5 separate regions of the Homo sapiens genome follow, and regions 1, 3, 4 and 5 are each linked to region 2. Evidence: chromatin loops called from intact Hi-C (ENCODE). Cell type or tissue: mammary epithelial cell. All regions are shown on one strand. Each heading gives the region's core, and the rest is flanking DNA. Links, peaks and the distances in the headings are about the cores only. Region 1 has its middle 27 kb from the start of CST2. Region 2 holds the start of LOC107985438 (a long non-coding RNA gene). Region 3 overlaps LOC107985383 (a long non-coding RNA gene). Region 4 has its middle 9.8 kb from the start of CST5. Region 5 has its middle 52 kb from the start of GGTLC1.

Evidence for each region. Peaks named below come from ENCODE experiments on the same cell type or tissue, not always from the same donor. Only the 100,000 strongest peaks of a DNase experiment are listed, where the experiment ranks them.
Region 1: it touches region 2 in a loop (5-fold over the local background); 9 of 110 quality-filtered maps call a loop at or near these places.
Region 3: a loop joins it to region 2, with 5 times the contacts of the local background. A loop is called at or near these places in 34 of 110 quality-filtered maps.
Region 4: a loop joins it to region 2, with 11 times the contacts of the local background. A loop is called at or near these places in 24 of 110 quality-filtered maps.
Region 5: it touches region 2 in a loop (4-fold over the local background); 59 of 110 quality-filtered maps call a loop at or near these places.

Annotation. Positions count from the first base shown.
Region 1 is chr20:23,796,639-23,802,522 of GRCh38, forward strand. No RefSeq gene overlaps it. Among named protein-coding and RNA genes, the nearest start is that of CST2, 27 kb to the right of the region's middle. RefSeq lists a silencer at 2,673-2,842. In mammary epithelial cell, for the core only: a CTCF peak has its summit at 2,745 (motif pointing right); no DNase peak of the experiment used is centred there; H3K27me3 peaks cover 177 bases.
Region 2 is chr20:23,992,999-23,998,882 of GRCh38, forward strand. LOC107985438 (a long non-coding RNA gene) reads left to right here and starts at 1,110. Exons shown (of 3, transcript XR_001754556.3): 1 at 1,110-1,129; 2 at 1,248-1,877; 3 at 3,458-3,559. RefSeq lists enhancers at 750-1,469, 2,190-2,908. In mammary epithelial cell, for the core only: a CTCF peak has its summit at 3,343 (motif pointing left); no DNase peak of the experiment used is centred there; H3K27me3 peaks cover 120 bases.
Region 3 is chr20:23,666,026-23,671,909 of GRCh38, forward strand. LOC107985383 (a long non-coding RNA gene) reads left to right here. Exons shown (of 5, transcript XR_001754712.2): 3 at 313-1,477. Among named protein-coding and RNA genes, the nearest start is that of CST4, 20 kb to the right of the region's middle. In mammary epithelial cell, for the core only: CTCF peaks have their summits at 353 (motif pointing left) and 2,543 (motif pointing right); no DNase peak of the experiment used is centred there.
Region 4 is chr20:23,886,574-23,892,457 of GRCh38, forward strand. No RefSeq gene overlaps it. Among named protein-coding and RNA genes, the nearest start is that of CST5, 9.8 kb to the left of the region's middle. RefSeq lists an enhancer at 2,982-3,482. In mammary epithelial cell, for the core only: a CTCF peak has its summit at 3,298 (motif pointing right); a DNase peak (open chromatin) is centred at 3,318.
Region 5 is chr20:23,934,278-23,940,161 of GRCh38, forward strand. No RefSeq gene overlaps it. Among named protein-coding and RNA genes, the nearest start is that of GGTLC1, 52 kb to the right of the region's middle. RefSeq lists an enhancer at 3,793-4,293. In mammary epithelial cell, for the core only: a CTCF peak has its summit at 3,227 (motif pointing right); no DNase peak of the experiment used is centred there.

The DNA of each region.
Region 1 (5,884 bases), core at 391-5,390, 200 kb before region 2:
ATGTAATTAGGAGCATGTATTAACTCATAGCCACATTTGTGCTGTGTGCAACAGTTTGCAAACACTGTTTTAGATCTTTTGCACCCTGCAAGGAGTTTTTCTACATTTTTCCATGAACATAAAGAATTTCATGCTTTTGAGGAAATTCATTACTAAGAAATATTTATACAGCTGGTTTTCTCTGTAGTAGTACACTATTGCATGAGACTGTGTATGTGTGTTTGAGATTGTGTGTGTGCATGCACCTGAACAAGGCACCAATCCCTCAGGAGCCTGAGAGCTGCCCACTACGGGTCCCCTGATGGCTCACTCCATTCAGCAGCTCTTGTGTTCCCCTGGAAGCCCTCATTGCTGTTTTCTGAGGTCTCTGGGTTCCCACTGCAGCATTTGTTATCACTGTCGAGTTCAGCAGCACCATGGCATTTTCCTAGGGTAGCATCACATTGGAGATGCACTCACTTTACCTCCTGTGCTTCCTACCAGTGGGCTCAACCTACTCCAAGGCACCCTCTTCTAGTGAGAATCACAGGCTGAGAAGGAAAGAAGGGGGTGTCTATCAGCTGCCGTGCCATTGCCTCTCTGCCTCCTTTGTTCCATGCACATGGAACACTGTCTACTTGCTCAATGCTGTGGTCTCAGCCCTAGCACAGGACTCAGTAAGGAATTAGTTGAGTGAATGAAAGGATTCTCCAACAATCTTTATAAAATGTGTTTTCCACATTTTTCAGACAAGGAACCTGCAACAAAAAGTGTCAGACCCCACACTGTGATCTCATCACTGCTGAGCTCTGCCTGGAATCTTGGAACTCTCCAGCGATCTCCTCTCCTTAAGAGTGGATGTAGGATACCTGTACGCATTCCTTCAAAATAAGGTTATGGTGTGCCTGTTGTATGCTAGGAATTATCTTCTCATCAGAAAAAGAATCTCTCTATATTTTGGGAATATGTGAAGAACAAAATGATGATGTGTAAGAGATTCTTGCCAAATTGCTTGGCACAGAGAAGCCCTGGAGAAAGGGTGACAGTGTTGTTGGTGGGGTCTCTGCTGGCTGGGTTCCAGGACTCTTCTTCTGGGACACCCTGTGCTTCCTGCCACCCTCCGCAGGGTCATTTCTTATCCTTCCTCGTTTGCACTTTGATATTTCCTGCTAAGATTTCACTATTTTTCAAAAGATCCAAAAGTAATTAAAACTCTAGCCATTGAAATGGCAGTTCTAACAAGTCGTCTTAGAGTCATCACGGCCTCATGGGGGCTGCCAGCAAGCTATCCACATGGAATCATTTTATACACAGTGGGAAAGTCTCTGAAACATCCACAAAGGCATGTTCATCCAGTATGCACACTGAGTGTCCTCCACATTCCACAGATTGTGAGAAGCACAGACACATTACAGAGAATGAGATGGATACAATATTGCCTTCAACAAACTGGTGGCCAAGCCAAATTCTAACTGCAGAGAAGGATCAGGAAGGATCGATTTGAGGAAATAACATGTGAGCTAGACTTTTAAGGAGGCGAAAGAGCCAGCTGCAGAAAGCCAACAAGAGGGGTGTTTAATGCAAAGAAAATCATAAACCGATCCCTAGCTGGAAATGATCCTAACCTGTGGAAGCTCCTGAATTGAGTGAGGGACCGGCCGGCAGGAGAGGTAAGCAGACTGGGTTTGGTGGATGAGCAGATATCAATTCCTGCCACACCTTTCACACCGTGCTGAAGAATTTCTGTTTTACTCCAAGTGAAATGAGAAGCCTTTGAAAGGTTTTACCAGGACATGACAGTACACCTTTTGTATTGTTAGAAGGCTGGCGTGACCACAGGGAAGGAACAGGCTTCTAGTCGGTGAGAATGGGAGGGTGGAGAACAGTCAGGAGGACATTGCAGTTCCTCAGGAAGGAGAGGATAGTGGCCTGTGTCTGTGCAGTGGCTGGGAGGTGGAGCACAGGAGACTCAGGATGCCTATGAGAGGTGGCGGGGCAGGACTTGCTAAGGGCTGGGTAGAGGGCGCAGTGAGGAGGAAAGAACAGAATTCCAGCCCAGGCCTGAGTAAGTCACAGGTTGGTTACTCAGCCAAGGCAGAGGTGAGGATGAGCAGATTGTCAGGGCTGGCGCTTTGGAGAGGAATCCAGAGCTGTTCCCACAGAGGCTTGGGATGTCATGCATGTAGGAGTGTGGATCTCAAATGCTACTCCCTGGATCCAGCCTGGAGGTTCAGGTTTTACGAGCTTGCAGGGGAGGGAATCTCTCAATTTTGATCATGGACTTCATTTGGGGCAATGCCACGTGGTTTTCCATTATGAATTAATGATAGTCAATTTTAATCTTTGCCAACCATATTTGGAAAATCAACATTAGCAGTTCTTAATCTAAAAAAGCATGGATTACAGGAACCCAGAGTCTATAACCCATGGCTTGGAAGGTGTCTGAGAGGGATCCTGGGCTGTATCAGAGTTGGCAGGCAGGGTGGGTGGCTGATTTCTGAGAGACAGAGGGCATCTGACGGGAACTAAGGTGGGAAGAGGCTCACAGAGTGGCAATCATCCAACCTCACGATAAAGAAGAGGACAATATGTTGAAATGTGACATGTGACGATGAAGACATCATGAAGAGAATCTTGCAAGGCGGCAGAGAAACCAAAAGCTACAGGGCAATTCCTTTGCCCACAGCCACCTGACCTAAAAATCCTGCTGGGTTCATGAGTTTGCAGAGAACCTCTGTAAGGTGGGGCCTGCATCCTCCACTTCACCACACTGACCACCAGAGGGAAGCACTCACCCACTGATGTCCAGTCCCTCAGGTCCCTCTACTCCAGCTTCACCCTGGGGAGCAGGCTCTGCAGGTGGCCCTGGGGTCGACATAGGGTCTGCCTTGAAGGAAGAAGCTCTACAAACTAAACACTCCCTGAGTGCTGTATGGGTTCTGCAGAGGCCCCTCTGCTTGGCTCTGTCCTTGCTGCTCTGGGTTACCTGGGTGTGCAGGGTTTTATTGCTCAGAGCCATGGCCAGTAGATGGCATAGCCTCCTGTTCCTGCAGCTGTCCCCACAGCCCCTGCTGGACAGGCCCAGAATGGACCCTCTCAGAAGACAAGGACTCTCTCAGGGTGGGTGATGAACATGTGGACAACTCTGGGGACAAGTCTGGTTTCTTTCCTCTCTTTCACTCTTCCCCCTTCCGCTTATCTCCCTGTTCACTCTCTTCCTCCTCTCCCCATTTACTAAAGCTACCCATCTCCCATCTCCTTCTTGCTCATGGTCCCTTCTGGAGGTCAGAGGTATGAATGCCAGGGAAAATCTACTTTTGTTCCTGCGGTTAATAGGGACACGTGGCTGGGCGCGGTGGCTCACGCCTGTAATCCCAGCACTTTGGGAGGCCGAGGCGGGCGGATCACAAGGTCAGGAGATCGAGACCATCTTGGCTAACACGGTGAAACCCCGTCTCTACTAAAAATACAAAAAATTAGCCGGGCGCGGTGGCGGGCGCCTGTAGTCCCAGCTACTCAGGAGGCTGAGGCAGGAGAATGGCGTGAACCTGGGAGGCGGAGCTTGCAGTGAGCCGAGATTATGCCACTGCAATCCGGCCTGGGCTAAAGAGAGGGACTCCGTCTCAAAAAAAAAAAAAAAAAAAAAAAAAAAATAGGGACACGTGATCCATTTGTGACAGACACAGTTTTCCATCAAAGATGAGGAGTCTAAGGAGAAGATTTACCTGTGTACCGACCTGATAAATCTCTAGAGAGTAGAACTCTCTTACTGGTACCTGGTCAGGCCTGGTGCTTACATTCTGCTCCAAACAGATTCATCCTCTCTCATAAAACATAATATCACCACCATCTCCATCCAAGCCATCACCATTATCATCATGACAATCACCACTGTCCCATCACCATCACCGTTACCACCACTGTTGTAAACATCATCTCTAGTGTCACCATTATTATCTCCAACATCACCATCATCACTCTCAGTACCATCAGCACATTTATCCCCATTATCATCAACACCCCATCACCACTATTACTATCACTATCAACCACCATCACCATCATTATCAACACCATTGCCATTGCCATCAGTATTACTACTAACATCACCATCACCACTATCACCACAACCACCACCATTACCATCACCATCATCATCACTACCATCACCAACACCATTGCCATCACCATTACCACCACAATCACCATGGTAATCCTCATCAGTAACACCATCATCATCATGACTACCATTACCAATATCAACATGACCACCATAACCACCATCATCACCACATCACTGTCTTCATTACCATCATCACCATAATCACCGCCACTCTCACCACCATCATCACTATCATCAGCACCATCATCTCCGTTATCATCACCGCCAGCACCATTACTGCCACCACCATCACCATCCCCACTTTTGCCACATCATAACCACTATCACCACCATCACCAACATTATCACCACCATCATCACTACCATCACCATGCTATGACCATTATCACCAACATGACCACTACAATCCCCATCATCACCATCACTATCACCACCATTACTATCATCATCACCAGAATCACCACTGCTGCTATAGCATCATCATCAGCATCTTCACCACCATCACCATCTCCATCTCCACAATACTGTCATCATCACCATCATCATTTTCACTGTCACTGCCAGGTGTCAGCAGTTACTCTGCATTGGATATTGTGTTATGCCCTTTATCAACCTCTTGTGATTATACAGTCACTCTGATTCTATATTTTATACAGAAAAAGAAGGTGGTAATTGGCTTTGTAACATTATAACTGCCTTCTAGTCTCAGAACTAGTTTGAAATCAATAAAAAAGAAGACTTATTTTATTTTTCATCTCCCACATTGCTGGATGCTGTCTAGATAGGTCTGGTCTGGACATCCACAGTGAAGTCCTCACTAGTCCACTGGTCTCCACCCTTAGATTCCATTTCTCTGGTCCTCAAATGTTCTGAAAGCCATATCCCCTGCCACATGAGGTCCTGGAAACTTGCCCTCTGTGGCTGCCTTCCAGCTTTTCCCCATCACATAGCTTGGCCTTTAGAGAAGCTGGACTTCCTTGATGTGCTCAGACACATCCTGTCCAAGCTTATATGAATTTGCCCTTCTGGAAAGGGCACCTGTAGCTCCCCACCCACCCTAGATCTTTGCCTCTTCAAATATAACATGCTTCCAAAGTTCAGGTCTACACAAACCTTTTCTATAAATCCTTCTCTGATCCGTGTAGCCAGGTGTGAACCTTTTGATTTTGGTCTCCTACAGCACTTTTATGTTCACTGTAGGCATTTATCATCCTCCTCTCATGGTCTTTCTTACTTGTATGTCTATTTCTGTCCCCAACCATTCCCTGAGGTCTTGGAGAGCAAGGACTGAGTCTCCTTCCCCATGTGATGTGCCTTTCAGAGATCACTGACAGAATCACAAACCAAAACTAGCTAATAATAATGTCACCTTACAATGAACATAATTCAATAATTTATTATAGCATCACATAACTGCTTAGTAGTTACTATTACTGTCTCCATTTTACAGATGAAGAAATTGAACCACAGAGAGGCAAGTATTACAAAGTCACACAGCTTATAAGTGGAAGAACCAGGCTTTTAACCCATGCAGTCTGGTTTCATGCTTTTGGCATGAGGTTAGATGTCCCAGCAGTCCCCAGTCCTCAACACCTTTGGATACTTGGCAAATTCCATGGTGGGCCCAGTTTGATAGCCTTTGACCTGGAGCTCAGTGTTTGAAACCCCTGAAACTCCAGGGTCATCTCTCCTCATATGGAACTTGACACTTATTCACACCCATATGTCTTGGCCCAGACTCCCTGTTTTGGAATTCCCTTCCCCTATGTCACCTCATTGATT
Region 2 (5,884 bases), core at 421-5,420:
ATTGCTTGAGGCCGGGAATTTTGAGAATAGCCTGGACAACATAGCCAGACCCCATGTCTACAAAATAATAATAAAACACACAGCTATAGTCCAAGCTACTTGGCAGGCTGAGGCAGGAAGGTCCCTTGAGTCCGGGAATTGGAGGCTGCATTGAGCTATAATCGCACCACTGCACTCCAGCTTGGGTGACAAACTGAGACCCTGTCTCTAAAAGAAAAAAAATCGGCCTGTGAGCATGGGTTTGATTTTCAAACAGGACCCGGAGGGTAGGGACAGACAGTGCTGTCACCCTTAGGTGCTGAACACTCAGAAACAGGCCAGCGGCAGCCCTTTCCTCACCTGCAGACACCAGATTGGGCAGGACACCACGTGGCACTTGCAGCTCTTGCAGTGAGGGCAGAACCCAGTGTCAACCCTTCTGCCTGTGGGAGGGGCTGCTGAGGCCTGCGGAGAGGCCAGGGTGGAGGCTCGTCCCCTTGTCCAGCCCTTGGCATGGTCTCCATCAGGTTCCCAGCCCACCAGTGCAGGGCGCCCCTGAGCCTGCTGCTGCCACGGGCCCGGTCTCTACCCAGGACGTCCCCCCACCCTCGCAGTGTCAGGGAAATTATCATGGTGGCGGTGACACTCTGCAGGCAGGGCTGCTGAGAGAAGCTGAGAAGGGTCACACTGCAGGCAGGGGCCCATGTGACAAGCCCCTCTCACCCCGAGAGAGCTGACCAGGCAGCTCACAAGCAGAGCCACATCCTGGGAGTCCGAGAAAGGTCCGAGAAAGCTCAGCCACCTCATTGGCTATGGGCAGCCTTTGTCGTGTGAGCCTTGCTCTCCTGGGGAGGCTCAGGCTGACGGCTGATGTGGGCATTGCCGAGGGTAACCTGTGGCCCAGTGGATATGGCCGGGTCTCCTCAAGCTGCATTCATTCAAGTAGGACCCAGGGTGCGTGCCCATCTCCAGCCCAGGGCAGCTCCCCTGTAAGCTGGGTGAGCTACTGAAGCCAAGGCGGGAGGCAGCTGACAACACCCACGGCCCATGTGGAGGTGGTGGAAAGGCTGGACTCAGCAGCAACACCAAATCCCGGACCAGGCAGAAACCACCCAAGACTGAGGGGCTCATGCCAGAGCGGTGGCCACAGGTAAGAACCCGGGCCCAGGCTGTGTGTGGCGGGAATCCTCCATGTCCCAGGGCTTAGCATAGCAAAGGAAGATCAGCTGGGTCACCCTGGTGGCCATCTGTCCCTGTCCCACCTGTAGAGTCAGAACAGCCTCTCCCCAGTGGGGATCATCTCTCTCTGCCAAAGCAACAGCGGTCCCTGCCCCAACCAGACTACCCCACTCAGTGGAGTTACGGATGCTGCTCCAGCATCCTAACACTGCCCAGCTGGCGCCTGCCTGTGCTCACCCACACCCCCAGGCCGGCCTTCCCTGCAGCCTGGGCTTGGCCACCTTGGCCTGATTGAGCACTGAGGCCTCCTGGGCACCCAGCCCCATCACTGCACCTGCTGCTTCCAGCCCCACCCCACTGGCTCAGGGGTCCTTCCCAGCGGCGCTGATCATGAAATCAACATGCAAGCAAGTCGTCTCAGGAAACTTTTTAATGAAAGTGTCGGCCACGGTGGTGTGTAGGTGGCTGAGCTCAGATTGCAGCTGCTAAGACACCAGCCACTTACCAAGAGAAAGCCAGGCTGCTTCAAACCCAGGGCCCGAGGCAAAAAAGCATCACTTCCAGCCGGGGAGTCTGGAAGCCACGCCTTGTGGGAGGTCACACTGGCATCTAGGCCTTCGCCTGCATTGCAGAAGGAGAGCCGGGTCCCCCTCCTGGAGAACGCTGCGTTCCCCAGCCCCACACCGGCTTTGCCACCACACAGGCTTTTGAGGCAGGAGGTGGGTAAGACGTAGCTGTAGACCCAAAGCAACCACCAGCCCTGGGACCCTGCGGGAGAGGAGCACTTTTAGAACATGGAAAAGTGTGGTCATCCCATCATTAGACAGCACACATCCTACATAAATAAAAAGTCGTATGGGGAAGGAGGTTGGGGAGGGAATAAAAAATTGGCACAGACATTGATAGACTGGTTTCCAGTTTCAAGGTAACAGATGCACATCATGAGACCAGAGGAGGCAGAGACAAGGGCTGGATTTGGCTTTTCTAAGCAACATGCGTTCCTGCCCACGGCTGAATGGTCGCTGAGACAGATGGAAGCCAGGACAGGGGAGCCCACCGGGCCCAGATAGGTACAGAGAGCAGAGGCTCCTGTTCTGTCCTCGCCACCCACGAGGGTGACACTGCTTGTAAATGGTGGCCGTGCTCTCCCAGCAAGAAAAAAGCACAACTAAATCCACACTGCACACAGACGCAGACAGAAAGCCTTCAAGTGGCTCTGTTTTCTGCTCCCTGCCTTGCCAGGTCCACAAGCAGAGAGGAGTGTCAGGTGCATGGCCCCACTGTCAGGCTCCCTAGTGAGCTGCGGGTTCAGCAGGAGTTGCCCACTGACACACAGGGGACACCCACTCCTCCCACCTTGGGAGCGGTTGCCCGACAGAGCCGCACTGGGTGCTGGTGTCATCCAGGGACCCCACACACTTCCTTAAATGTGATCCTGCTTCCCTCTGGGCAGCTGCATCCTCTCCTCCTGCAAGATTGTCTGGAAACTTGGCTCTCAGTTTGCTCTCCCTTCTCTCCTCTGCCTGCCCCAAACCCCTCTTTCTAAAAAAGTGATGCCGTGTTCATGGGGTTATTTCTTGAAAACACTTGGCGGCCTCCATGCTTCTGTTTTCTTTGAGCCAGGTGGTCAGGAGGGCTTACAAAGAATGCCTGGGCTTCCCCGCAGGTGCCGGCAGATGGGGTAGCGAATGGTCCTGTGCCTCCACCTGCTCCAGGAGGGAGTCTCCCATCTCTAGGCCTGGCCCCTTCCTAACCCTCCACGTATCCTGTTCTCCAGAGACTTCAGAACCCACTCCTGAGAACAGCGGAGCCAGGCGCTTAGAGGAAGACAAAATGTTATTAATTATTAATAACAAAATGTTATTAATTATTAATATTAATATTTAACATTAAACAGTAATATTTAATGTTAAATATTAATATTGATATTTAATATTAACTATTAATGTTGATATTTAATATTAATATTAAATATCGATATTTAATATTAATATTAATATTTAACATTAATATTTAATATTAATATTTAATATTAATATTTAATATTTAACATTAATATTTAATATTAATATTTAATATTAATTATTAATATTAAAGGAGAAATTAATGTAATTAAAAATAATCACTATGCATTGTTCTGAAATGGCACTCGTGAATTATTTACACGGGAAATGCTGCCCCCTGCTGGCCACCTTAGGACACTAACACCGTGCTTTACCTTTTTCCATTTTCTCTCTTTGGTTGGCATTTTTCTTCTTTAAAAAATTTACGTTGATAGACATTTGCTCATCTCTAGCAGGTACCGTTGGGAATGAATTCTGTGCTGTTGTTGCCAATCCTGGAATGAAGTGAGACTCCCCTCCTCAGCCTCCTGACAGAGTCATCTCATTTCTTCTTTGAAAAATTAAAGAACGAAGGTAATGTGTTTTATCACAGAATTCGGCTTATACTCCAGTGTGGAAGACAAATTTCTGTTTAAGCTAATACTCTCTGCCCAGATGATTTTTCATGCTGCTGTATAATTGAGCCAGCTGCGTAAGGGAACATGGATCTGGCTTGTAAATAAGGTTGCTAGGGGAGCTGAATTATAAATGATAGAAAAAGTTAATCTTTCTCAGGTTAAAAATGTCATAAATCTCTGTTATTAAGGTGTTTCATTTTTTTCCTTCCCAAGTTCAAATTGGATTTTGCATATGGAAAGATGAAATCACTTGCATCCATAGAACTTTATCAGGGCTGTGTGAGAATTATCTGAAGAGATACCAAGAAGCACAGCAGGCTTACACATAGGCAGGCATGCACTGTGAAGTGCTCTTTGTAAATTCTAGAGTGTGGCTTGTAATTTATAACACATATTTTACTTTATTTAGGTTGTAACAACTTGAATCTTCCTTTCCCAATAGCAAGCAATTCCAGGCGGGGGATCTTAGCCATCATTTCATTTCTCCGGCAGCAAACAATATAATGCTAAGCAGGGGAATTCTGCTTCATGACTTGAGTTGATGTTACTGAGCCCTGGAGCACATTTATAGCTGATAAGAAGCATGTAAAAATCCTTATTAAACAATGAGGAAGAGGTGACATGAATGCTGACCTCCTTGGTCTAGAAAGACCAGGAATATTGTTGCTGTCCTGTAAGAGTAGTCAATGGTCAAGCATACCTGTGTGCTACCTGAGCAAGAATCAGAAGACAGCCCCCTACCTTGGCATCCAGGGGTAATCAGCAAGTTACCAACAGAAGTACCACATTTAGATTTCTCCACTATGAGCTGGGATGGGAGACAGAAGAAAACAGCAGGCTTGAGGTCCTTATGACATTCTGCTTCAGTGCTGGGGAGTGTCCTCAGACTGTAGCAAAGTAGGGAGGTTTTCATGGTTATTGGATTTCTCAGGATGCTAAACTGTGGTCTGCTTTTAAAATAAAAAATTAAAGACTTTATTTATTTATTTATTTTTCTTTCTCTCTTTTTTTTTTTGTTTTTGTTTTGTTTTGTTTTGTTTTGTTTTGGAGACAGAGTCTCGCTCTGTCACCCAGGCTGGAGTGCAGTGGTGCGATCTTGGTTCACTGCAGCCTCGGCCTCCCGGGTTCAAACGATTCTCCTGCCTCAGCCTCCCGAGTAGCTGGGATCATAGGCAAGCGCCACGACACTCAGCTAATTTTTGTATTTTTAATAGAGATGCGGTTTCACCGTGTTGGCCAGGCTGGTCTCGAACTCCTGGCCTCAAGTGATCCACCCACCTCAGCCTCCCAAAGTGCTGGGATTAAAGGCATGAGCCATCGCTCTGGGCTTGTTTAATTCTATTTTAGCTTCAAAGGGTACACATACGGATTTTTGATGTAAGGCTGAGGTTTGGGCTTTGATTTAACCCATCACCCAAGTAGAGAACATGGTACTCAATAGGTAGCTTTCCAGCCCTTCTCCCTTCCCTCTCCACTTTTGGAGCCTCCAGTGTCTATTGTTGCTAACATATGCCATGAATACCCATTGTTTATCTCCCACTTATAAGTGAGAACATGCGGTATTTGGTTTTCTGTTTCGCACTAAACCATGATCCTTGAAGTCATTTTCCTTTGAATTCCTGCTAGGAATCAGATTTAAACAAGAACAAAAGTAAAGACCAACATTGATGAACCGTTTATTTCCAAAAATTTGGAAAAGTCTGACAGAATTAGATTAAAAGAACTTTTGGTGACCTATTTATGTTCTGCCTCACTGAACACAGTCTGTGAACTTGCAGAATAAGGCAGGTGGGCCCAGGGTCCCGGTCCCACGGCCTGGCCTGACCTCAGAGGCCATGAAGCTAAGATAGCAGAAGCAAGACAGAATCTTCTCCTTGTATGAGTGCTTCTCTCAATATATCCATCCAGAGGCCACCGGAAACAAAGCATGATGGCATGGGCAGAGGAGCCCCCTGTGGGGCATGCGAGGTGCTGAAGGTGTGTCCATATGCAAGTCCTCTGTGAGGCAGAGTGTGCGGGCAGTCGAGTGCCCTTCCATCCTCTGAACTGAGAATGTCAAGGCATGAGATGGGCATGGATGAAGATCTCCCAACCGCACAGTCCAGCCCCTGAGCAGATAGATGCTCATCACACAGTGGGAACTGCATGTCGCTATGCTCCCAGCTGACCTACTGTGGGGAAGAGGGGGAGAATCAAAGAGAAGCCACGTAGTCACAGCTTGGAGAAATACCAAGTTAACTCTGCATCCCTTAGAAAATGAGTAAA
Region 3 (5,884 bases), core at 329-5,328, 330 kb before region 2:
AGGTTTTCTCTGTAGTAGTACACTATTGCATGAGACTGTGTATGTGTGTTTGAGATTGTGTGTGTGCATGCACCTGAACAAGGCACCAATCCCTCAGGAGCCTGAGAGCTGCCCACTACGGGTCCCCTGATGGCTCACTCCATTCAACAGCTCTTGTGTTCCCCCGGAAGCCCTCATCGCTCTTCTCTGAGGTCTCTGGGTTCCCACTGCAGCATTTGTTATCACTGTCGTAGTTCAGCAGCACCATGGCATTTTCCTAGGGTAGCATCACATTGAAGATGCACTCACTTTACCTCCTGTGCTTCCTTCCAGTGGGCTCAACCTACTCCAAGGCACCCTCTTCTGGTGAGAATCACAGGCCTAGAAGGAAAGAAGGGGATGTCTATCAGCTGCCATGCCTGTGCCTCTCTGCTTCCTTTGTTCCATGCACATGGCACACTGTCTACTTGCTCAATGCTGTGGTCTCAGCCCTAGCACTGGACTCAGTAAGGAATTAGTTGAGCGAATGAATGGATTCTCCAGCAATCTTTATAAAATATGTTTTCCACATTTTTCAGACAAGGAAACTGCAACAAAAAGTGTCAGACCCCACACTGTGATCTCAACACTGCTGAGCTCTGCCTGGAATCTTGGAACTCTCCAGCGATCTCCTCTCCTTAAGAGTGGACGTGGGATGCCTCCACGCATTCAGTCAAAATAAGGTTATGGTGTGCCTGTTGTGTGCTAGGAATTATCTTCTCATCAGAAAAAGAATCTCTCTATGTTTTGGGAATAAGTGAAGAACAAAATGATGATGTGTAAGAGGTTCTTGCCAAATTGGTCGGCACAGAGAAGCCCTGGAGAAAGGCTGACAGTATTGCTGGTGGGGGCTCTGCTGGCTGGTTTCCAGGACTCTTCCTCTGGGACAGCTTGTGCTTCCTGCCACCCTCCCCAGGGTCATTTCTTATCCTTCCCCAGTTGCATTTTGATATTTCCTTTTAAGATTTTACTGTTTTTCAAAAGATCCAAAAGTAATTAAAACTCTAGCCATTGAAATGGCAGTTCTAACAAGTCGTCTTAGAGTCATTGTCACCTCATGGGGCTGCTAGCAAGGTATCCATATGAAATCATCTTATCCACACTGGGAAAGTCTCTGACACACCCATAAAGGCATGTTCATCCAGTATGCACACTGAGTGTCCTCCACATTCCACAGATTGTGAGAAGCACAGACACATTACAGAGAATGAGATGGATACAATATTGCCTTAAACGAACTGGTGGCCAAGCCAAATTCTAACTGCAGAGAATGATCAGGAAGGAGCGATTTGAGGAAATAACATGTGAGCTAGACTTTTAAGGAGGAGAAAGAGCCAGCTGCAGAAAGCCAGCAAGAATGGTGTTTAATGCAAAGAAAATCATAAACCGACCCCTAGCTGGAAATGATCCTAACCTGTGGAAGCTCCTGAATTGAGTGAGGAACCGGCTGGCAGGAGAGGTAAGCAGACTGGGTTTGGTGGATGAGCAGATATCAATTCCTGCCATGCCTTGCACACCGTGCTGAAGAATTTCTATTTTACTCCAAGTGAAATGAGAAGCCTTTGAAAGCTTTTACCAGGACATGACAAGACACCTTTTATATTATTAGAAGGCTGGCATGGCCACAGGGAAGGAACAGGCTTCTAGTTGGTGAGAATGGGAGGGTGGAGAACAGTCAGGAGGACATTGCAGTTGCTCAGGAAAGAGAGGACAGTGACCTGGGCCTGTGCCGTGGCCGGGAGTTGGAGCACAGGAGACTCAGGATGCCTATGAGAGGTGGCGGGGCAGGACTTGCTGAGGGCTGGGTTGAGGGCGCAGTGAGGAGGAAAGAACAGAACTCCAGCCCAGGCCTGAGTAAGTCACAGGATGGTTACTCAGCCAAGGCAGAGGTGAGGATGAGCAGATTGTCAGGGCTGGGGCTTTGGGGAGGAATCCAGAGCCGTCCTCATAGAGTGTTGGGGCGTTATGCATGTAGGACTGTGGATCTCAAATGCCACCCCGTGGATCCAGCTTAGAGGTTCAGGTTTTACGAGAGTGCAGGGGAGGGCACCTCTCAATTTTGATCATGGACTTCATTTGGGGCAGTACCACATGGTTTTCCATTATGAATTAGTGATAGTCAATTTTAATCTTTGCCAACCATATTTGGAAAATTAACATTAGCAATTCTTAATCTAAAAAAGCATGGATTACAGGAACCCAGAGTCTATAACCCATGGCTTGGAAGGTGTCTGAGAGAGATCCTGGGCTGTGTCAGATTTCGCAGAGAGGGTGGGTGGCTGACCTCTGAGAGATGGAGGGCTTCTGACAGGAACTAAGGTGGGAAGAGTCTCGCAGAGCGGCAGTCTTCCTACCCCACGATAAAGAAGGTGACAATATGTTGAAATATGACATGTGAAGATGAAGAGATCATGAAGAGAATCCTCCAAGGTGGCAGATAAACCACAAAGCTACAGGGCAATTCCTGTGCCCCCAGCCACCTGCCCTGTAAATCCCGGCATCCTCCACTTCACCACAATGACCAATAGAGGGCAGCATTCACCCATGGATGACCAGCCCCTCAGGTGCCTTTTACTCCAGCTTCACCCTGGGGAGCAGGCTCTGAAGGTGGCCCTGGGGTCGACATAGGATCTGCATTGAAGGAAGAAGCTCTACTAACTAAACACTCCCTGAGTGCTGTATGGGTTCTGCAGAGGCCCCTCTGCTTGGCTCTGTTCTTGCTGCTCTGGGCTACAGGGGTGTGCAGGGTTTTATTGATCAGAGCAATGGCCAGTAGATGGCATAGCCTCCTTTTCCTGCAGCTGTCCCCACGGCCCTGCTGGACAGGCCCAGAACGGACCCTCTCAGAAGACAAGGACTCTCTCAGGGTGGGTGATGAACATGTGGACACCTCTGTGGACAAGACTGGTTTCTTTCCTCTCTTTCACTCTTCCCTCTTCCGCTGTTATTACTGTTGGCCCTCTTCCTCCCCTCCCCCTTTACTAAAGCTACCCATCTCCCATCTCCTTCTTGCTCATGGTCCCTTCTGGAGGTCAGAGGTGTGAATGCCAGGGAAAATCTACTTTTGTTCTTGTGGTTAACAGGGACACGTGATCCATTTGTGACAGACACAGTTTTCCATCCACGATGAGGTGTCTAGGGAGAAGATTCACCTTAGTCCCGATCTGATAAATCTCTAGACAGTGGAACTCTCTTACTGGTACCTGCTCAGGCCTGGTGCTTACATTCCGCTCCAAATAGCTTCATCCTCTCCCATAAAACATAATATCACCACCATCTCCATCCAAGCAATCATCATTATCATCACCACAATCACCACTGTCCCATCAGCATCACTGTTATCACCACTGTTGTAAACATCATCACTAGTGTCACCATCACTATCTCCACCAACCTCACCATTAACATACTCAGCAACATAAGCACCATTATCCCCATTATCATCAACACCCCCATCACCACTAGTACCATCACTGTCAACCACCATTACCATCACCACCATCACCATCATTATCAACACTATTGCCATTGCCATCACTATTACTACTAACATCACCATCACCACTATCACCACAACCACCACCATTACCATCACCACCATCACTACCATCACCACCACCATTGCCATCACCATCACCACCACAATCACCATGGTAATCCTCATCCGTAACACCATCATCATCATGACTACCATTACCAGTATCAACATGACCACCATAACCACCATCATCACCACATCACTATCTTCATTACCATCATCATCACCATAATCACCACCGCTTTCACCGCCATCATCATTATCGTCAGCATCACCTTCTCCATTATCATCACCGCCATCACCATTACTGCCACTGCTGTCACCATTCTCACTTTTGCCACATCATAACCACTACCACCACCATCACCAACATTATCACCACCATCATCACTACCATCATCACGCTATGACCATTATCAGCAACGTGACCACTACAATCCCCATCATCACCGTCACTATCACCACCATTACTATCATCATCACCACAATCACCACTGCTGCTATAGCATCATCATTAGCATCTTCACCACGATCACCATCTCCATCTCCACAATACCGTCATCATCACCATCATCATTTTCACTGTCACTGCCAGGTGTCAGCAGTTACTCTGCATTGGACATTGTGTTCTGCCCTTTATCAACCTCGTGTGATTATACAGTCATTCTGATTCTATATTTTATACAGAAAAATAAGGTGGCAATTGGCTTTGTAACACGATAGAAGAGTATGATAACCTGCCTTCTATTCTCAGAACTATTTTGAAATCAATAAAAGAGAAGACTTATTTTATTTCTCATCTCCCACATTGCTGGATCCTTTCTAGATAGGTCTGGTCTGGACATCCACAGTGATGTCCTCACTGGTCCACTGGTCTGCACCCTTAGATTCTGTTTCTCTGGTTCTCAAATGTTCTGAAAGCCACATCCCCTGCCACATGAAGCCCTGGAAACCTGCCCTCTGTGGCTTCCCTTCAGCTTTTGCCCATCATGTGGCTTGGCCTCTAGAGAAGCTGGACTTCCTTGACGTTCTCAGACACATCCTGTCCAAGCTTATATGAATTTGCCCTTCTGGAAAGTGCACTGTAGCTCCCCATCCACCATAGATCTTTGCCTCTTCAAATATAACATGCTTCCCAAGTTCAGGTCTACATAAACCTTTTCTATAAATCCTTCTCTGATCCATGTAACCAGGTGTGAACCTTTTGATTTTGGTCTCCTACAGCACTTTTATATTCACTATAGGCATTTATCCTCCTCCTCTCATGGTCTTTCTTACTTGTGTGTGTATTTCTGTCCCCCACTAGTCCATGAGGTCCTGGTGAGCAAGGACTGAGTCTCCTTCCCCACGTGATGTGCCTTTCAGAGATCGCTGAGAGAATCACAAACAAAAACTAGCTAATAATAATAACGTCACCTTACAATGAACATAACATTCAATAATTTATTATAGCATCACATAACTGCTTAGTAGTTACTATTACTGTCTCCATTTTACAGATGAAGAAATTGAACCACAGAGAGGCAAGTACTACAAAATCGCACAGCTTATAAGTGGAAGAACCAGGCTTTTAACCCGTGCAGTCTGGTTTCATGCTTTTGGCATGAGGTTAGATCTCCCAGCAGTCCCCAGTCCTCAACACCTTTGGATACTTGGCAAATTCCATGGTGGGCCCAGTTAGATAGCTTTTGAGCTGGAGCTCAGTGTTTGAAACCTCTGAAACTCCAGGGTCATCCCACCTCATATGGAACTTGACACTTATTCACACCCACGTGTCTTGGCCCAGACTCCCTGTTTTGGAATTCCCTTCCCCTATGTCACCTCATTGATTCCTCTTCAACTTTTGTGATTCCACAGAAATTACATTCTCCATAAAGATGACTGTCTAGATCGGGCTACCCAGAGGGAGTCCTTGTAATCAGAATTCAATTGCAAGTGGCTTATTTGGAAGGCAATCCCTGGGTACACTACTAGGACAGTGAGGAAATGAAACAGGGATGAGAAGGTGGTCAATACTATGAGTGTGAGCTGTCAGGCTACTGACTGCTATGTGGCTCATTTCTGCTGGGAACGTCTGGCAGATTGTGTTTGACGTGTCAGGTGGTGTCAGTCGTTGCTGGAGACTGTGCCAGGGAATTAGTTATCTTGCACTTACTTGGGCTATTTGTACAGGTAAATGGTTACAGATGCTGGCAAATGGAAAGTGGGCTGATTGATGCTGAGGTAGAAAGGACCCAGGAATGTAGGCAGCTTGTCCTCCTCCCCTAGCCTCTCTATGGGTTTGGTGCCTTGCTCTGTGCTCTCCAGTGCCCTATTCTCTCCTCTGAT
Region 4 (5,884 bases), core at 254-5,253, 110 kb before region 2:
TACAGAAAGTGAAACAATATTACAGATGAATGTTTCTTAATTTATTTCCACAGGACACTCTTTCTGAAGGTAGCTGATAGGTGTTAGCCATTCCCCTCAAAAATCAAAGTGTAGGAATTTCAGAATAATTGATTAAAGTTTGAAGATAAAAAATCAGGTGGCTTACTGCAGGCATTTTATGAGTTTTAATGAATATTATAATGTGCATTGATAGTTCCAAAAGGAGGCTTTGGTATACAAAATAATTTCAATGTTTGTTGAAGGAATTTTTAAAAATGTAGTTAGGAGCGCACATTAACTTTTACAGCTGCATTTGTGCTGCGTGCAGCAGTTTGCAAAATGCAGTTTTAGATCTGTTTCAGTCTGCATCTAGCTCTTCCAGATTTTGCCATGAACATAGTTTTGTGCTTTTAAGGAAATTCAATGCAGGAAAATACTTATTCAGCAGGTTTCCTTCATAGTAATCCACCTTTGTACAAGACCATGTGTGTGTGACTGCATGTATGTGTGTGATTGGGTGTGTGATTCTATGTGTGTGTGTGAGAGACTCTGTGTATGTGTGTTATTCTCTCTGTGTGTGAAACTGTGTGTATTTGTGTGTGACTGTGTGTATGCATGTACTTGGACAAATGGCCAGGCATCAATCCCTCCTCAGGAGTCTGAAAGCTGTCCAGCTGCCCACTACTGGTCCCATGATGAGCCTGGCTTATCCCCATTCAGCAGCTCCTGCATCCCCCTAGAGCACCCCATTGCCCTTCTCTAGGGTCTCTGAGTTTGCCCTGCAGTATTTGTTATCATTGTCAGGAGCTCAGCAACACTGTAGATTCTTCCTAGGGTAGCAATGCACTGGAGATGGTCCCACTTTACCTCCTCTGCTGTCTACCTTTGATCACACCCTACTCCAAGGCATCCTCTATTCATGAGACTCCCAGGCCAGGAAGGAAAGTAAAAGCTTTTTATCAACCATATCTGTGCCTCTCTATGTGCTTCCTGTGTTCTAGACACGGGCACACTGTCTACTTGCTCAATGCTGTGGTCCCAGCCCTAGCACAGGGTTCAGTAAGGAATTAGTTGAGTGAATTAATGGATCCTCCAACAATCTTTATGAAATGTGTTTCCATATTTTGCAGATGAGGAACCTGCAACAAAAAGTGTCAAGGCAGAGTCTGATGCAAGTGCACAGGACCCCACACTGTGATGTCATCATAGCTGAGCCCTGTCTGGGATCTTGGAGCTCTCCAGTGATGTCTTCTCCGTAAGGGAGGACCTTGGATACATGTGTGCGTTCAGTCAAAAGAGAGGTATGGTGTGCCTGCTGTATGTCAAGAATTATTTTCTCATCAGCAAGAGTACACTTCTCTATTTGCAGATATGTGAAGAACAAAATGACAATGCATACCAGGTCCTTACTGAACTGCTCGGCACAGAGAAGCCCTGGAGAAAGGGTGACAGTGTTGCTGGTGGAAGCTCTGCTGGCTGGGTTCCAGGACACTGTCTCTGGGACACCCTGTGCTTCCTGCCACCCTCCCTAGGGTGATTTCTTATCCTTCCCTAGTTGCATTTTGATATTTGATCCCAAGCTTTTGTCATTTTTCAAAAGATCCAAAGGTCATCTTAACTCTTGCCATTGAAATGATAGTTATAACAAATAGTTGTAGAGTTAACACAACCTCACAGATGCTGCCGGTAAGATGTTCACATGACATTATCTCATTGCCACTGAGAAAGTCTCTGATACGTCCATAAAGGCATTTCATCCAATATGTATATTCAGAGTCTTCTATGGTCCAGGGATTGTTCATAGGCACTTTACAGATAATGGGACGAATACAGTATTGCCTCTACCCAGCTTGTAGCCAAATGATATCCTAACCTAGAAAGAGTGACCTGGAAAGACCACTCTGGGGATGTGACATGGGAGCTGCACTCTGCAGGAGGAGAAGCAGCCAGCTGCAGAAACCCAAGGGTGGGGATTTTCTGGCCAAAAAGCAGCATGAACTTACCCTGAGGAGAAAATGATCTTAACCTGTGGAAGCTCCTGAATTGATCATCAAGGACCAGCAGGCAGGAGAGATACAGAGACTGGGTCTGGGGATGAGCAGATGTCAGTTCCTGCCAGGCCATATGCATCATGCTGAATATACTTTATTCCAACTCTAATGAGAAGCCTTTGAAAGGTTTTACCGGGACTATGACATGACACCTTATATGTTATTAGAAGGCTGGCATGGCCTCAAGGAAGGAACAGGCTTCTAGTCGGTGAGAATGGGAGGGTGGAGAACAGTCAGGAGGACATTGCAGTCACCCAGGAAAGGGAGGACAGTGACCTGGGCCCGTGCAGTGGTCGGGAGGTGGAGCACAGGAGACTCAGGATGTCTGTGAGAGGCAGCGAGACAGGACTTGCTGAGGGCTGGGGTGAGGGCATAGTGGGGAGGAAAGAACAGAACTCCAGCCCTGGTCTGAGCACGTGCCATGAAAATTACTGAACTAGAGGAGACATGAGGATGAGCAGATGGTCACCTCTCAGGAAGGAACCGAGAGCTGTCCTCAGGAGATTCTTGGGACATCATACATGCCAGACTGTGGATCTAAAATGTCAACCCCTGTGCCCAGCCTAGAGGGGCCAGATTTCATTAGAGTGCAGGGGAGGGTCTTCTTCCTTTTGCTGATGGACTTCATTATGAATATGGCACCACAATGGCTTTTTATTATAAAATGTTTTAAGTACCTATTTGCCAGTCATATTTGGAAAAAGAAAACATTAGCCTTTTTTTTTTTTAAATGGAGTCTCACTCTATCACCAGGCTTCAGTGCAGTGGCACGATCTTGGCTCACTGCAACCTCCGCCTTCTGGGTTCAAGTGATTCTTCCTCAGCGTCCTGGGTTCAAGTGATTCTTCCTCAGCCTCCTGAGTAGCTGGGACTACAGGTGCGTGCCACTATGCCCAGCTAAGTCTGCCATTCATGGCATTGAATGTATCTGAGAATGATGCCTGAGCTGTGTCAGAGTTGGCAGGAATGGTGAGCTTTTGGGCCCTGAGAGATGGAGTGTGTCTGAGGGGAACTAAGTGGGAAGAGGCTTGCAGAGTTGGCAACCTCCTCACCCCATGATAAAGGAGGGGACGATATGCTGAAACATCACTTGTGAAGATGAACACATCACAAAGAGAATGCCCAGATGTGGCAGATAAACCACAAAGCTACAGGGCAATTCCTGTGCCTGCAGCCACCTGCCCTGTAACTCCTGCTCAGTTCATGAGGTTGCAGAGAACCTCTGGGTTCTGCATGCTCCACTTCACCACAGTGACCACCAGAGGGAAGCATTCACCCACGGATGACCAGCCCTTCGGGTGCCTCTACTCGAGCCTCACCCTGGGGAGCAGTCTCTGAAGGTAACCCTGGGGTTGTCATAGCATCTGCCTTGGAGAAAGGGGTTTTGCAAACTAAGCACTCCCTGAGTGCCGTACGGGTTCTGCAGAGGCCCGTCGGCTTGGTTCTGTCCTCGCTGCCCTGGGCTACCTGGGCATGTGGGGTTTTATTGAACAGAGCAATGGCCAGTAGATGGCACAGCCTCCTGTTCCTGCAGCTCTCCCCAGGGCCCCTGCTGGATCTTTCCAGAAAGGAGAGACAGGCCCAGAAGTGACTCTCTCAGAAGACAGGGACATTCTGAAGGCAGGTGACAATGAACGTGTGGACACCCTGTGGACAAGTCTGGTTTCTATCTTCTCTTCCACTCTGCCTCCTCACCCCTTTCCTGGTGCTGTCTCTCTTGCTCCCTGCCCCTTTCTCAAACTACCCATCTCCTTCTTTTTCATGGTCATCTTAGTCAGTTGGAGGCGTGAATACCATGGAAAAACCACGTTTGCTGCTGTGGTTAAGAAGAACACATGATCCATTAATGAAAAACAGTTTCCCATCCAAGGCAAGGTGTCTGAGGACAAGTTTCACCTGAGTCCAGATCTGATGAGCCTGCAAACAGAGGAAAACCCTTAATGATACCTGCTCTGGCCTCGTGCTTATATTCTGCATCAAAGAGCTTTATCTTTTCACATCAAATATCATATCACCACCATCACCACTATATCATCAATATCACCATAATCTTCACAACTATTGCCACTTCCATAACCACCATCACTATCACCAGCATCACCTCCACCATCCCCACAATCATCACTACCACCATCACCATTATCTTTACCACTATCACCATTGATACCACCCCCATGATCACCATCATCATCACCAGCATCATCACCATCACCATCACCACCATGATCACCATCACCATAACCTCAACATCATGGTCATCACCATCATCACCACCCTCACCATAATCATCACTACCATCACCATCACTATTATCATCACCGTCACCATTACTGCCACCACCAAGACCATCACCATCAAAACCAGTACCACCATAATCCCCACCATCACTACCATCTTTACCACCATCACCATTATCACCATCATCATCACTATCATCACCACCATCATCATCATTATCAATACGACCGTCTCTGCCGTCATCACCATCACCACCACCACTATTACTACCATCACTATCACCAACTTCACCACTATTACCATCACCACTATTATCATTACAAGAGCTACCATCATCACCACCATTATAACCACCACCACCACCACCATCATCACTATTATCACAATCACATCACCATTATCAATACCAACATTACTGCTGTCATCAACATCACCATCACCACTACCACCATCACCATCAGTATACTCACCATCATTATACTCATCATGAGCACCGCTATCATCATCAACACCATCACCATCATTACCATTACCAGCATTACCACCATACCATCATCATCACCTTCAAAACCATCATCACCATCACCATTTTCATCTCCAGCATACCATTCTCATCTCCATCATCATCTTCAGCATCACTGCCAGGTGTCTGTCAGTAGCTGTTCTGCATTGGACATTGTGCCACACCCTTTATAAACCTCATGTGATTACATAGTCATGCTAATTCTATATTTTATAGAAAAAAGGTGGTAATTGGCTTTGAAACATGATAGAAGGGTGTGAGAATCTGCTTTCTCTTCTCAGAACTATCTACAATCAATGAAAGAGAAGACTCACTTTATTTCTCAGCTCCCACATTGCTGGATCTTCCCTACAGAGGTCTGATGTGGACATCCACTGTGAAGTCTTCACTGCTTTGCTGGTCTCCACCCTCAGATTTTGTTTCTCTGGTTCTAAAATGTTTAGAAACCCATATCCCCTGCCACATGAAGCATTGGCATCTTGCTGTCTGTGGCTGCACTCTTGCTTTTGCCCATGACATAGCCCGGCCTCTAGGGTAACTGGACTCTGATGTTCTCCAGACACAGAACTGTCCAGGCTCACATAATTCTTTCTCAAATGTTTGCACAGGTAAATTTGTGGGGATGCTGGGAATTGGAATGTGGGCTGGTAAGTTCTGAGGCAGTGAGAACCAATCAAGGGATGTGGGCAGCTTGTCCTTCTCCCCCAGCCCTCTCTGTGGGTTTGGTGTCCTTCTCTGTATTCTCCAATGCCATATTCTCTCATCTGATTTCCACTTGCCTGTCTACCACCCAAAATTCTACACCGAACATTCACTGAGGATGGAGGGCTTGGCTCTTTCGCTTTCATTTCTCCAGCACCAGATTTTGTTTCTAGCATAAAATGTATACTCAACAAAGACAGTGGGAGTGATGAAATTAAGACCATTTTATGAAAAGTCTGAAAAACTTTTATGTCTTTATTTAGAAACATTAATTTATGGAGAAATTCTCTTGAATAATTAAAAGAAAAATATTTCATAGAAGTTGCCAGGAACAAAAAGAAAATTGCTTTGTGTAATTTGAAAAATCATC
Region 5 (5,884 bases), core at 499-5,498, 59 kb before region 2:
TAGGAAGCAAGAAATCCTAAACTGCCTTTCAGATATTGGCATTTTATAGATAACAGCCATTTCACAATTTTTAAAAACATGTTTCCCCATATCATAAACCTTTCTTAATTGGAAATGACCAGACATCCAAGGAGCTTCTGTTACTTAACCCAAAATCACTTTAACATTTTAAACTACACAAAAAGTTCACCTACAAGCATTTATCTCATTTATATGTACTCAGTTTTTTCATTTTTAAAAAGGTTATCTAGACTCCTTCTGAAAACTGAGACATTAAACAAAGCTAGTCATCATTTCAACTTATTTCCTTGTCAACCACTTTTTTTTTTTTTTAGACGGAGTCTTGCTCTGTTGCCCAGGCTGGAGTGCAGTGGCACAATCTTGGCTCACTGCAAGCTCCACCTCCTGGATTCAAGCGATTCTCCTGCCTCAGCCTCCCGAGTAGATGGAACTAGACGTGCGTGCCACCACGCCTGGCTAATTTTTTGTATTTTTAGTAGATATGGAGTTTCACCGTGTTAGCCAGGATGATCTGGATTTCCTGAGCTTGTGAACTGCCCACATTGGCCTCCCAAAGTGCTGGGATTACAGGCGTGAGCCACCGTGTCCGGCCGTCAACCACTTTTTTTTTTGTTCTTGAGACAGAGTCTCACTCTGTTGCCCAGCCTGGAGTGCAGTGGCGCGATCTCGGCTCACTGCAACCTCTGCCTCCTGGGTTCAAGCTATTCTCCTGCCTCAGCCTCCCGAGTAGCTGGGACTACAGGTGCCCACCACCACACCTGGCTAATTTTTGTATTTTTAGTAGAGACGGGGTTTCACCATGCTGGCCAGGCTGGTCTCGAACTCTTTACCTTGTGATCCACCTACCTCAGCCTCCCAAAGTGCTGGGATTACAGGTGTGAGCCACAGTGCCCAACCCGACCACTTTTTATATAGTTTGTGAATATCTGGTATCCACCTAAGAACCTTAAAGTTTAACATATGGATATTTTCACCAATAACTCAGAAGATCCAGCTGTCTTTATTAAACCAACACTAAATTAGTCTTCTTCATCAAAAAAATCACATGAACAAGGATCATTTTGTTTTTGCTGGGTTCATAGTTTTATAACTTTGTGTGCCAAACCCTGACACCTCAAAATATCTAGTAGAGACAAATGCAAAACCCAGACAAAAATGTATGTTGACCATTCTGAAAACGTATCTGTTTTAATTTTACAAATAATTTTAAAGCCAGGTTGTTTATTAAAGATCTACCTAAGTTATATGAACTTAAAAATTATATAGTCTTATTTAATTAATTTATGAGTGCTCTTTTATTCATAAGCAAATTTAGCAGATATAATATATAACATTAAAAAGGTACATAGACACAAACACATCTAATCATGTACACACAAAAACACACACAAGATCCAATAGGTTTTACCTCAGTAATCTAGCCATGAAGTAGTAATACAAACTCACTGGTTTATAACACTGTTCTGTTCACATGTCTAAAGCTTTTTTACCCCATAGGTAATCCAACGAAGGCTCAGAATCAAAATTTAGGGTAAACTCATTTCCACGGCAGTTTGATTTTTTAAAGACCAAACTTCTCCGGACTGTAAAGAATACTGGGCCAAGCAACACCCCGGAAGAACATCATATACTAAGCAGGCCCAAAAAACAGCAACATAAAGCCTGATTACACACAACTCCATCCCACATTCCCATTCAACAGCAAACTCCAGATTCCCAACAGTATTACAAAAGATTATCAGTTTATCAAATTTGGTTTCCCATGATTATATGAACACACACATACGAACAATCACCGAAACACAATTCAATTGTTGCAGTAACAAACAAGCCTCAAGAATGTTTAAACAGAAACAGCCAGACGGTTTTCCTCTTTACGTTGGTTGCGCTTATCCAACCTGCAAATGGAAATTCCCTTAGAATTTCCCAAATTGAGGGATCAGATCCCACTCTCTGGGCCCAAAAAGACACTCACCCATCTGGACACAGATGTCAGATTTCAAAGGCTGTTCTTCCTAGGCAGTCAGAAACCCGATTGGGGCGAGGAGCGGTGGGGCCATATGGAGACTGAAACCCACCTCCAGCCAAAAGTAGATGGGCAGCAGCTTAGGGAATCTTCCAAAAGTCTCCTTCCCCACATAGCCGAGCCATGAGCAACACTTTCCTGGTGAGGAAACCAAAATCTGGTACCAAAATGCAGGGGGTTCCATCTAAGTTCCGTTACTCCTTGCACAGAAAGTCAAACATGGAGACAACCAGCATTGCCAGGGAGAGGGCTTTCATTGGGTGCCACAGCAGAGGAGATGGGAGGCCAGTCTCAAATCATTGTTCTTACCCACTAAAATAAGGGGTTTATATAGTAGAGAAGAAATGTAACTACTTGCAGGAAAACAGGAATTGGGGAGGGTCAAGGAAGAGGAATTGGTGAGCAGAAGTCATGATGGTTGAGGAATCTGGCATCTCATTGTCTGGAATGGTGATCTGGTGAGTTTCCGTTCCTTGATGCTGAAGGTGCGTTTCTTAAGGAACTCAGATAAGACAAATGTAAGTTTCTCAAGTTTTAAGAGGCAGAGGGCCAATTTCTATGTTCATTCAAAAGAAACCATAAATACAAGTTTTATGGGACAATTGGGCTAGTTTCATATCCAGCCTAGGGGTCAGGTTTCACTAGAGTGCAGGGCAGGGCATCCTTCATTTTCACAATGCCTCATTTTGGGTGGCACCAAAATGACTTTCTATTATGGAATAGTGATCGTAGAACTTTTCCTTTGCCAATCATATTTGGAAAATCAAAATATTTGCAATTATTAGTCTCAAATACCACGGACTACAGGAACCTACAGTCTGCAACTTGTGGCATGGAAGGTGTCTGAGAAGAACCCTTGGGCTGTGCCAGAGTTGGCAGGGAAGGGTGAGCCACTGGGCCCTGAGAGATGGAGGGTGTCAGGGGAACTAAGGAGGGAAGAGGCTTGCAGAGTGGGCAACCCCCTCCCACATAATAAAGGAGAGAATGATATGCTGAAATATCAAATGCAAAGATAAAGACAAGAAGAAAATCCTCCAAGGTGGCAGATAAACCACAAAGCTAAAGGGCAATTCCTGCTCCCACAGCCACCTGCCCTGTAAATTCTGCTCAGTTCATGAGTTTGCAGAGAACCTCTGCAAGGTGGAGCGTGCATCCTCCACTTCACCATAGTTACCACCAGAGGGAAGCATTCACCCACGGATGACCAGCCTCTCGGGCACCAGCTACTCCAACCTCATGCTAGAGAGCAGGCTCTGAAGGTAGTCCTGGGGTTGACATAGGGTCTGCCTTGGAGGAACAAGCTTTGCAAACTAAATACTTCCCTAGTGCTGTTCTGGGTTCTGCAGAGTTCCCTCTGCTTGGCTCTATCCTTGCTACTCTAGGCTGCCTGGGCATGCAGGGTTTTATTGATTAGAGCAATTGACAGTGGATGGTACAACCTCCTATTTCTGCAGCTCTCCCCACTGCCCCTGCTAGACCTTCACAAGGCAGGTGACAATGAAAGTGTGGATACCCCTATTGATGGTGACAGTGGCCCATCTAGAGCAGCTACTGTGAGGATGCCAGCTGCAGCAGGAGAGGTGTGGCTGGGGCTGCATGCTCCCCAGAGCTGGTGGGGGCCAGGAACAGGTGGGAGCCCCATGCTCCCAGGCATAGCTGTGGTCACCCAGCTGCAGCTCCAGACCTGGGCATCCCTGTGCTCTCAGGGCCCAGAAAGTCCCCAGCCCTGACAGGTTCAGAAGTGCCTGCTCCTGCTACCTGGCCTGTCCCTGCTCCTGGCACCTGCTCTGCAGCAGAGCAAAGTTGTAGCTGAGCCTGGGAGCGGTCATGACCCAGCTGGGTGTTTGTGCACTTGGGGCAGTGCTGTCAGTGCTGGAGTGGCCAGCCCTCTGCCACTTCAGCCCCCTCTGGACTGTGGGAGCTGACTAGCATGGGAGGGCTGCTGGTGGGGGCTGAGTGCAGCTCAGCATGGGCTTGCAGGCACTGTTCAATATGAACAGCCTGGGCACCATGGACGGCATGTTGATGGTGGGAGGCAGACAGGTTCCTGGACAGAAAGGGGTGGATACCTGGTGAATTCCCACCTTCAAGCCAGGGACAGCCTGAAGCCTTGGAACCAGGGTGTCAGTTCTGGGTGGAAGCCGTGGTCCAGAGTGAAAACTTATGGTACTTTTTTTGCACCTGCCCATGGACCAATCAGCACACACTTCCTTCATTCGGAGCCTATAAAAACCCCAGACTCAGCCAGACTCAGCCAGACATCAGGACTACCAGCTGTGGGAAGGAGCTACCCACTTCAGGTCTCCTCAACTCCTTGGGACAACCTGTTTGTGGAAAGGAGCTATACACCATGGTTCTCCTTTCCACTGAGAGCTGGACACTCCTGGGGCTGACCTGCTTGCAGAAAGGAACTACCCATCTTGGGTCTCCTGAGAGCTGTTCTGTCACTCAATGAAGCGCCTCTCCACCTTGCTCACCCTCCACTTGTACGCATACCCCATTCCTCCTGGACGTGGGACAGGAACTCAGGACCTGCCAAATGGCGAGACTGCAAGAGCTGTAAGGGCTGAAACACCCCCCAACTCACCACACTGTGGTGATGAGGAGAGAAAAGCTGTGGCCATTCTGGGAGCCAGGGCTGTGATATGCTTTAACACCCTGTTTGGGGCTCTGTGGTTCCTGGCATCTCCAAGCTTTCAGGTGCCACCACATTCCCCTTGTCCAGATGCTGGTGCCTGCAGTGGAAGCCACTTGCAGTACGTCTGGTCCAGCCAAAGCCCCACACAGAGCCAGTGCCTATGCCAGCAACTGGAGCTGCCTGCCCCACTGCAGTCAACATGTCTGGCTCTGCACAGTGGCCTGACCCAATGCTCATTTGCTTACACACCCCTGACCACTCTGCACCTGGCTCACCCTTGGCAGGTGTGGAATCTGGGCCACAGTGTGAGCTGAGCACAGCCTGACAGACCAAGTGGGTGGAATGAGCCCAGTGGGTGCAAGCAAAACCTGAGTAGAGGTGTCACGAGGCACAGAAGTTTCCAGTTGGCAAAGTGACACTGTAAATATCCTGTGACACTATAGCCAAGCCTGGTTTCTGTCCTCTCTTCCACTCTTTCTCCTCTCACCCCTTTTTTGGCATTCTTTCTCTTCCTTCCCTCCCTCTTTTCTGAAGCTACCCATCTCCTTCTTGTTCATGGTAATATCTAGGGGTCAGAGGCATGAATTCCAGGGGAAAAAATCTGCTTTTATTCCTCTGATTAACAAAATACATGATCCCATAAACAAAATTAACAACGAAATCATGATCATATCATAGAGGCAGAAAAAGCATTTGATAAAAGTTCAGCATCACTCATGACAAAAAAACTGTTAACAAACTAGACATAGAAAGAACATCCCTCAACATAATAAAGGCCATAAATGACAAACTCATAGTCAACATCATATTTAATGGGGGAAAGTTGAATTCATTCACTCTACCAACTGGAACAAGTCAAGAAAGGCATCCTAATGGGAAAAGAGGAAGTGAAATTACCCTTGTTCACTGATGATATGTTCTTATATCTAGAAAACCCTAAATACTTCACCAAAAATCTCTTAGATTTGTTAAATTTGGTAAAAAGTTTCAAGATACAAAATTAATGTACAGAAATCATTGGAGTTTCTACACACCAATAGCAATGTAGCTGAGAACCAAGTCAAGAAGCAATCCCATTTATAGTCGCTATCAAAAACTAATGAAATACCTAGGAATATATTTAAGCAGAACTACAAATGAGAACTACAAAATACTGAGGAAAGAAATCATAGATAGCACAAAGAAATTGAAAACCATTA